Regions from separate parts of the Homo sapiens genome. Here region 2 is linked to region 1. The links are chromatin contacts, found by Hi-C or POLR2A ChIA-PET in ENCODE. All regions are on one chromosome and are shown on one strand. The core of a region is the stretch at or near the end of the contact, and the rest is flanking DNA. Distances in the headings are between cores, read along the strand shown.

Region 1 (4,782 bases), core at 942-3,441:
TTCATTTCAGGGGGTGGGGACTGAGAGAGGTCAGATGGCTTGCCTGAACCTCTGGGAGTCACAGCCAGGCGCCTCTGTCTAGCCATCGTGGGTGTTCGATTCATCCTGTGCTGCTCAATAACATAAAACTGCTGCGCTCTTTGGCCAAGCAATTGTCATGTTAGCTTTCACCTCTGATACATACTTTCGCCTTCTCAAACTTACTAATAAAACTTTCAATAGTATCTTTGCAGGAGAAAGCCTCTGGATTCTGGTGAGAGGTTGGATGTAGCTATCTTTTGATATATACAATTTCGTCGAAATCCCAGTTGGGCTAAAGATTCCTTCCTTTAAAAAAAATTTTTTTTTACTTGACCCAATTCAGAGTGAGTGAGTGAGTGAGTGTGTGTGTATGTGTGTGTGTGTCTGAAAAGCACAGGTTTTCTGGGGCATCCTTTTTGTTTATGCATTGATTTATTTTTACTCTTTCCTGCCACGAACAATCCTCATCTCTGTCCTCGTGTCCTTCCCAGCCACTAACACACACGATGTGGCGGGGCCTGGGAAATGCGCCCGCTGGAGCACACCGCAGCCTCGCGGGCTCCCGAGCGGCGCGCGCGGGCCGAGGACCTCCAGGGCCCCTCGCGGGTCTCCCGAGCGCCGCCGCACCGCCCCTGCCCGCGCCCGGGACCGCCTCGTGGGCTTCTTTGTTAGGGCCGCCTGCGCCGAGAGGCAGTCTAGGTCCTGCCGGGGACGCACGGGCCCCACTCCTGACTTCCTAGCCGGAGTCCCCTGAGGACTTGTAAGCATATAGGCTGGAGTCGAGAGGCTAAATTAGGCCCCAGGGGACTTTTTCAATAAAACCCTAAATTTCATTTAGGTTGTTCGTAGGCCAAGCGATTGCAAGGACTCTGAGCCGAAGCAGCGGTGCCGGGCCGACCCGAGGCTCGCTCCTTATCGCCCCCTCCCCGGGCCGGCTTTGTGCAGCTGGGGTCCTGGAACCCGGTCCCTCCCGGGCTGTCGGCCCTGGGGTCTGGTGTCCGCCACCCTCCCCCCCCGGAGGTCGCCACTGCCCCCCTACCCCACTCCCAGCCCTTCCGTTTCCCTCCACGTCCCCTTCCCGCGCCCTCCCCCACTTGAATTCTTCCTCCCCTCCGGCTGGAAGAAAAGTCGGTAATGAGAAACCAGTTCAGTGTCAGTCGGAGGAGGGGGGCAGATAACCCCAGAGATACACGGCAATGGAGAGAGAACTCATTTTGTGCAAAGAGGGCCTCGAGTCACCAGGGAATTCCTGGATTGTCTCAGGCTGTCGTGTGTGATGTCCATCACGCCGTGCGAACACCATCTGCTCGGTATTGTGCTCTCAGTTGCCAGGCTACCTGCTGTACGCAGTAACACTTGACTGCCTGGCTCCACGTTCGCAGCGCTCGCCCAGACGCGCGGGGCGGGGGCCGCGGAGGGGCGGGCGGGAGCCCTGATTAAGCCATCTGCGAGGGGAGGGGGCGCGGGCGCAGCGGCGGCCGGGCACGAGGCCGGGCTGACACCACCATCTGCTGGGGCGCGGGAAGAACGGCAGCTGCTCTGCGTTGCCCCGGCGAGGGACGCCTGGAAAAGGCTGAAGCCCTGGGCGTCCTCAAGCCCGTTATCCACGGGGTCCCCGTCACCCCAGCCTGCTCGCCGCCGGCCGTCTTTTGTGATTCCCTGCTCTTTGGTTCGCCGCCAGCAAGGCTGGCCCCTCTCACCCAAACACTATGCATGTTCTTGAAAACACTTCAGAAAAATAAAGCTTCCCTACGCACAGATTTATAAATAAACAGCTGGCTGTTCTTGGGAGATATTTTTACCACAACTGTTTTTTGAAGTCGAAAACTGCCTGTTTGGGGGAGGTAAGGGTGCTTTTGACACCTCCTACCTCACTCTAGCCTTTAGAAAATTGCTAAGATCTTTTCCCTGGAGGGGAAGATATGTAAAATAGGTTCGTTGGTTTTGATTTCTTTCTCCTCCCTTTATTTTACTGAAGAGTCAGAGGGTTGGGCGAGTAGTGAAGATCTATGTAGCCACAGTTGGATTTTTGAGGGGAAGAAACTGTATTAAGATTCTTGGGAGAAGCAAGGGAGGTCGTTGGGCAAGGAGTGGATTGGAGAACAAGCCAGTAATTACAACTAAAAATACTGCATCATTTGGCTTCAAGGCATTACATCTCGCATGACGAAAGCTCAGCCTGGTTTTCTCTAATTGCACAACACAGTGTGTGTCCTTCTTAGAAACAAGAGCAGTGGCTTGAAATCCTGAAATTTGACAGACTATTTCTCATTAAGCCCTCTGAGACTGGAGGTTAAAAGAAGCCATGTATTATGTTAGTGGCCTCGGCCAGCTTAATGTGTAAGTCAAGTCACTGAGTACATTTTCACACTTTGGAATACACCTCAGAGTCGGGGGCTGTAGGTGTCTCTCATCCACTGTTGAATGCCGCAGAGCTTTGTTGCGAACTAAAGATGTTTCGTATGGAAGGCAGTCCTTTAAGAATGCACATAGTGGCTGGGAGCAGTGGCTCATGCTTGTAATCCCAACATTTTGGGAGGCCAAGGCAGGAGGATTGTTTGAGGCCAGGAGTTCAAGACCAGCTTGGGCAACACAGATGGGCAACAACCCATCTATACAAAGAATTTAAAAATTAGCAGGGCATGGTGGCTTAAACCTGTAGTCCCCCACCTACCCAGGAGGCTGAGGCAGGAAGATTGCTTGAGCCCAGGAGTTGGAGGTTGCAGTGAGCTATGATCATACCACTGCACCCCAGCCTGGGCAACGGAGTGAAACCCTGTCTCTAAAAAATAATCATAAAATAATACATACAGCCCTTCCTGCCTGTAGGTCTTCAGTGAGAAGCCTGAAGGCAAAACCTCTGGGAGGGAATTATTTGGGGAAATACATAATCCTATCCCTTTGGGAGGGTTTTTTTTTTTTTTTTTTCACACTGTGCTTTTGAAGTATTTCTTCTTGGCCCAGGAAGACACGGGCAAAAAGTGGTTTGATGTATCGTCGTCACCCCATTTGCCTCTCTCTTTCTTTTCCCAGTGGAGAGGAGGCTGGGAAAGCAACACTTCTTCACTCCTTACCACTTCCCCAGCTGTGCGGGCTGGTCACACAGGACAAGCATATCTCAAAGTGCACAAAGATAAACAGGGCCATCCCAGACCAACCCTCTCAAAAAATCAAGCTGAAGAAAACTTTATCTTCCCTTGGGCCTCATTTTCTTTCCAACTCTCTCCTCCTTATCAAAACTGGAAAGTATCAAATATACTGAGACAGAAAAAACAAACTACATATCTGCATTTTTGCTGATTGGCTGTTTATATGTCAGTGTGAATTCATTTGTTAAAGTGTAAAGCCAATCAGCCATTTGTCCCTAAAGGTGCCAAGAAACAGCTTTATTTCACTGGAAGGAAGGGCTTGGAAAACAGGTAGCAAATATTTGGGGGAAAAGGGAAGACCCTGAAATATCTAGGCCCCTGCAAGGGTTAGTCCTGAAGTAAACTTTTTGGTAGCACAAAGGTTCCTGGCATTTTTTAGTGTAAGATCTTTTTATTAACATCAAAAATATTTCCTAGCTGTCTTTGTGTATTTATAGAGAAAATACACAAAGGCAAAACATTTTATTAATTTCAGCTACAGCATTTACACATAAAAAATAGAACGCAGTACACTTATGAGAGACACAGTATATAGGTCTACAGGCTGTTCTTAGGTGCACACTTAACACCATGAAGACACTGCCTGGGAGAGGCCTGAGCTAGTAGGAATACTGAATTGAGAATCAAAATCAGCGTTCTGCTTACTCATGTAACCAAATACCACCTGTACCCCGATAACTTATGGAAATTTTTTTTTTAATTTTAAGTTACATTTTTTAAAAAAGTAAAGACAAGCTATCTGTTACAAAAAAAAAAAAAATAGCGTTCTAGTTCTGCTAGTTCTGTGTCTTCCATTCATTGATTGTGTGACCTAAGCTACTGCACGAACAAACCAGAGCTTCTTGGGTGATTGTTTCTAGGGTAAGAGGAGTAGCGTTTTGGTTTGGTTTGGCTTTTGTTTGCTTTGCTGTTTTGTTTTGTTTGGAGGGAAGAAGAGCAACTGAAGATGCAGTTGAAGTCAGTCATAGTGGAGAGGGAAGCCTGCATGGTTCTACAGCACACCACAGAAGGAAGGGAGGAACACAAGCCCAAGCCATAGGGAATCAAATCCAGGACGGTCTCTCTAGGAGAGACAGAGAGAAACTTCACCTATTTGCTTTGAGAAAAAACTGCCAATATGTTTAACGGTATCTGCATTGGAAAGGCAATAAAGTAAAAAGAAGAAAAATGTTAAAATCCAATTTGGATTTAAAAATTTTTAAATGACAGAGTTATTCACATTTGCTTCTTGCTATTTAGGTCTCATAATAGTGCTTCACAAAATGACTGTGAATGTCCTTATATGTGTGCCCATTTAATCTGTGTCAACTCCTCCATTTCACATTAATTACTTGAAACTTCAGTGAGGTAGAAGGAATTTCTGCAGAATGTTCAGAACATACTTGCCACTGCTAGGTAGTCTTGGTAGAAAAAATAGGAAAGGAAGTGTCTAGAAATTGAATCTGGGCCACACACCTTTTCTTCCCATTCACTGTTTTCCCCTAATAGTCTACACTGTCCAGCTCAGAGCATAAACTTCGCCTTTGAGCACATTCTCCATGTAGTCACCTGGGCTGTGTGGAATTAGGTCTTTACCACTTGACCTCCTCTTCCCTAAGGACCAGTCCTTAAA
Region 2 (4,782 bases), core at 1,666-4,165, 580 kb before region 1:
TTGTACTTTCAGTGCCCCCAGTTCAAATGCAAAGGGTATTTTTAGTTCCTGTTTTTCCTTTTTATCAAGCTTGATCAGTGAACGAGAAAGTCTTATCAATCATCTACTTGTTGGAAAGCATAGAGCTTTTGAACCACACAGCTCATTTCAAAATTAGAAATGCCTCCACTGAGGGGCCCATGTCAAGACCTTCCAGAGGCAGTTGTCACTAGATCTTAGGTCTGACATGTGTCTTTGGGTAAAAGCAGCTAAGAAATGTTTCTGGAGATGGTATGGGTGGAGAAAGCAATAGAAGTCGTATTTCTAATTTTTAACAAGTAAATCCCAATTCATATTTGCCAGAAAGCAATATAACTATTTCTCGCTAAAAGTGTTTGTTCTAAAATGTTTGCAAAACAAAATTATTTTTAAAGTACGGCATACTTTCCCATTGACACATTCTAAAGATGCATCCTCAAGGAAAATTTTTAGGTGGCAGAAAAATATTTTCTTACTATTCATAATAATCACTGACATTTACTGAGGGCTAACTACTTGCCAGGCATTGTTCAAAGATCTTTACACAATTCTTTCATTTTATTTCTCACAATGATCCTACTAGGTATTATCTCAATTTCCCAGGTAAGAAATGTAAGACCAAAAGAGTTTAAGTAAGCAGCCCAAAGTCTTATGGTTGGGGTAAAGAAAAGATTAACTCAAGCAGTCTGACCCCAAGGCACCCCTGTTCCCCACACCACTGTGCTGATATCAACACACATCCAGGCTTACCAGGAGGAAGAGGGCATGTTCCTGGTCTGCCAAGCACTGAGATAAAAATACACTGTAAGTTGGATCATGGGGTGTGGGGTCCTCATCTCCACCCTTGATAACATCCTAAGAATTCATCTAGGATGAATTCTGTTTTTCTTGGCTTTAAACTCATTCATTGTAGATGACTGGATAATGCTAATTGCATGACATAGATTCACTCAACATAAGGGGTTATGAGTTAATGTACTCCCTCCCTAGGGGTATTTACAGCATTGGTAGTTGAATATTAGTTTATGTTAATTGAATGAAGATACTACAGTTTCACAAGTGCTACTGAGAAACAATTGGAGAAATCAGACAAGTGAAGGTTAAAAAAAATCTTTTTTTATTATTTTTAAGAGATAGGGGTCTGTTGCCCAGGCTAGAGTGTAGTGGCACAATCATAGCTCACTGCAGCCTTGAGCTCCTGGGCTCAAGTGGTCCTCCCACTTCAGCCTCCCAAGTAGTTAGTAGTTAGGACTGCAGGTGTGCACTACCATGCCTGGCTAAAAACCTGTTTTATTAAGGATAAGTTAGATTGAGGAGTAGGAGTTAACTGTGGCACAGGCAGACTCTCTAATGTTTTTCCCTAGGTCTAACACTTGGTACATCTCACTCAAGGAAGGGTTGGCTCCTCAGAGCACACACACAGAGCAAAACAGCTGCATCATCTGCATCTGCTATGTCTCTACACTGGAACAAAGTGAGAGCTAGGATTTGAGACCTGGCCCTGGAAGCAGAGCTGGCTCCTAACCCCATCATGACTGCCACCCACAAGACAGGAGGTGGGCAAAACACACCCACCCTCGGGGGGAGATCCGAAGAAGAAGGGACAGGAAGAGCAGAGTTTCCCATGAGCCTGGAGAAACTCCCCACTTCACCAGGCAGCTAAATCATGACTAGTCCCTCAGGGAAAAGTGAACAGGGCTGAGAGGGGCTAAAGCTACTTTTCCCAATGCTTTCAAAAGAATGAAAACTCCTATCATATTGTCCAAAGCAGGAATGCACGAGGGAGAAGGAAGGTTCCCAACAATGCAAGAAATTATGTCAAATGCTCTATGCCTACTGGTTGCTGCTTTACAGACACATTGCACATAGAGCGAAAGTTCCTGAAGGGTTTATTGTTCTTCAGAATTTATTTAAGATTTGACCAGAACCTTGTAAAAAAGGATATACCAATCCCACTGGCAACAGGCAGCTGGTAATGCACCCATAACGTCCTAAGAAGAGTGCTATCCAGGAGAGAAACTTGTGACTTCCCCCGGATGAGAAGCAGCAGAAGCCTATTTGAAATAAGGAAGCATCATCTTTAAAGAGCCTTTAATTAATATTGTATCACTTCCAGCCCTGTAGGAATTCAACAATGGAGCAACCCAACCAAGTACAACTGGTTGAAGATCAATCAGATTTGGATTTTCATGTGACAAAGATTTTTTTAAAATATAAAGCATAAGAATTTACAATAATCTCCTTCACCATATTTTAGGGAAGATTATTGTTTCAGTGGCTCAGTTCCTATGCCTTTGGATGCCTTTGGTGTGCTGGTCAGAGAAATGGGTAGAAAAGATAAAGTATGGGGAGAAAGTAAAGAGAGGTTTACTTGATCTACATGGGAAAGGGCATAGAGCCACCTAAGGAGGCAATGAAAACATTTAGAACTTGGCAAGGATAGCAAGACAGAGGGAAGGAGGGAGTGTCAAGAGAGGCAACCTAGGCTGGAGATTTTGAAAGAGAGAAGAGAAATTTCAGTAGCTGCCATGAGCTGTGGGGTTTGGGGGAGACAGGAATGGAAAAGTGGATTTGTTGCAAGTTTGAATAGGCACTTCAGAGTAACTCTCTTTTACTCCTGTTCAAGGAAAGCTTCAATATATTAATCATTCTTCAAGAATTTGGAATGGTATTTGTTTTTCTCTTGCATATGTTATCATGAGGTAATAGGCTTTAAGGAATGGCAAAGAAGCCCAGATTTATTTGGATATATCTATTTGAATCTTTCTAGAGTGAGTTATTCTGTGGGTACTGTGCTTGTCCACAAAGTATAAAGTGGTGATTGTAAAAGGATGTGCCTGGGAGGTGGCCAGAGTACAGGATGTGACAATGCCTCAGCAACAGAGTGGTGACAAGGCTATGTTAGAAGGGGGCCCAGCAGAAGCCAGAGACCTGAGTGCAGCCACTTCTCCAGCACACTTCCCATCACCTATCAGTGACTCCTCTGACAGAGACTCATGGTTGGTCTTCAGCACATTGTCTTTGGGTCTTCCATTCTGCAGGATGTTTGCCAGAGAATGGCCAGCTGTGAGGTGAGGCTCCACCTGCTGGGCACAGGGTCATGGAAAGTCACTGCTCTAGAATTAAAAGTGCATCACTTCAGGATCAGCACTGGTGCTGCGTGACTCTTCACCTACTTGGCCTCAGTTTCTTCACCTGTAAAACAGCTGTCTTGGGAAGATGGTATCAATGATCCCTTTCAGCTCTTATGCTCAATGATACCTTTCCAGATACTCATTCCTTACTGTAGCTATTGCTCCCACTTTGTCTTACCCCAGGGCCCTGGCCATCTCCAACTCTTCACCCAGATGTTTATTCTACTCACATCATGGCCCTCCCAGTTAGACCTAACTGGGCGTGAGCAAAAACACTGGGGCTGTGGCTAGAGTGCCAAAGCTGCCTGCTCCTGAACTGTAAGCTCTAGACTGGCTGGGGGAAAAAAGAGGGCATCTCATCAGTGACCCAGGCACTCTGGGAACCATGTTCTGCATGCCCCTTCTCCACACACACAGAACAAGACAGTAGAGCCTGTCTCTGGAGCTCAGACAGCTTGCATAGCAGGAGGAAGCAGCTTTGCTTTTCTCCAGACACTTCTCAGAGCCACTGAAACAGCAACTGGATAAATATAGGAGGATGACGCATCAACTCTCAGTGAATGTGAGTGCATGAGCGTGCGTGCACAGACAAGCCGGCAAGCTGCAGGCTGCCACGTGGCTCTCAACCTCCAAGAATCGACACACGGGCTCCCAGAGCCAGAAAATCTTAGCAAAACTTGGTGTCATCAAAGAATCTTGGCAGGAGGGTGATCTGAGGCCATGAGCGCAGTCATGTCCTTGGCTCCTTGGAGCATTCACGGAGGTCATCCTCTGCTCGGCCCTGGCTATATATAGTCCTGCTTTCTCCAGTGTGCATACAGTCTTTCTGAATGAAACACCAGAAATCCTCCCAGGCTCTGTGAAAGCATCAACTGAGTGGCATTTGAAGGTCCTAGAAAATGAGTGGAGGAAACAGAGCAGGTGTTTTGCTCATTGTGAAAGGCAAACGCTGACTTGGAAGGTTTTGAGGTAGGGAATATGGGCCAATCTCAGCACTGCCAATTTTTAATTACTAGCACAATTAGCAGCCTGGCCTAACAACAAGCCTATTTTGTAAAGCTCTGTTTAAGAACCAGCAAATTGTGGCAATAGCACTAAACAGATGAATAGCACATTCATCATATCCCACTCTCTGAAAGCAATGATCTGCCTGCACAGTCCTGAACTTATCACAGCCTCTACCACCAGCAAATACCTGACATCCTCTTCTTAGCCCTGACTAAATTGGCATAAGAGTAAGAATCATGTCTCCATAAAGGCCGTCTTCCTGTGGTTGATCAATCACATTAAGTGAACTATATTAAATCAATGCAATATACATCAACATTAGCTTCTTGGGATAAAATAAAATAGAATCTCCCTGTCCTCTTATTATCATCTCTTGTCATGACCACTATTTGAAATAATTTTGAAATATTTAATGTAAAGGCATACAATCCCTAATGATTGTGAAATAGCATCTCCTTGGAGATAGGATTTCTGTGAGAGACCCAGTATCCATGAGTGTCCATCCGGCCTTGATAGAACTCATATGTGGTTGAATCTGCTACTTAGATCAAACCTAAGAAACTCAGACAGGCCAAGATTGCTCCTCTGGGATGTGCAAGATCCCTGAGGAACAAGAGGGGCT

Evidence for each region. Hi-C counts contacts between places; a loop is a spot of excess contacts on that map. ChIA-PET counts read pairs that join two places held with the same protein, here RNA polymerase II (POLR2A). Pooled maps may share reads with other maps.
Region 2: a map of gastrocnemius medialis shows a loop between it and region 1 (4-fold over the local background). The contact joins two enhancer-like sites. A Hi-C loop is called at or near these places in 45 of 168 maps with a recorded cell type or tissue (A673, Caco-2, Calu3 and 26 more) and 39 of 50 pooled maps. POLR2A ChIA-PET finds 5 or more read pairs at or near these places in 1 of 52 experiments (Panc1).

Annotation. Positions count from the first base shown.
Region 1 is chr4:139,731,725-139,736,506 of GRCh38, reverse strand. The region is part of intron 2 of MAML3 (mastermind like transcriptional coactivator 3); the gene reads left to right. It also overlaps a transcript of MGST2 not described here. Among named protein-coding and RNA genes, the nearest start is that of MGST2, 68 kb to the right of the region's middle. RefSeq lists a silencer at 1,420-1,539. Within about 2 kb of position 2,191, at least 28 of the 41 ENCODE cell types and tissues checked have a DNase peak (open chromatin) inside an H3K27ac peak, as active enhancers do; they include ascending aorta, dorsolateral prefrontal cortex, gastrocnemius medialis and 6 more, where a contact is called at or near this core.
Region 2 is chr4:140,307,597-140,312,378 of GRCh38, reverse strand. The region is part of intron 2 of SCOC-AS1 (SCOC antisense RNA 1); the gene reads left to right. It also overlaps a transcript of SCOC not described here. Among named protein-coding and RNA genes, the nearest start is that of SCOC-AS1, 63 kb to the left of the region's middle. Within about 2 kb of position 2,915, at least 12 of the 41 ENCODE cell types and tissues checked have a DNase peak (open chromatin) inside an H3K27ac peak, as active enhancers do; they include ascending aorta, dorsolateral prefrontal cortex, gastrocnemius medialis and 6 more, where a contact is called at or near this core.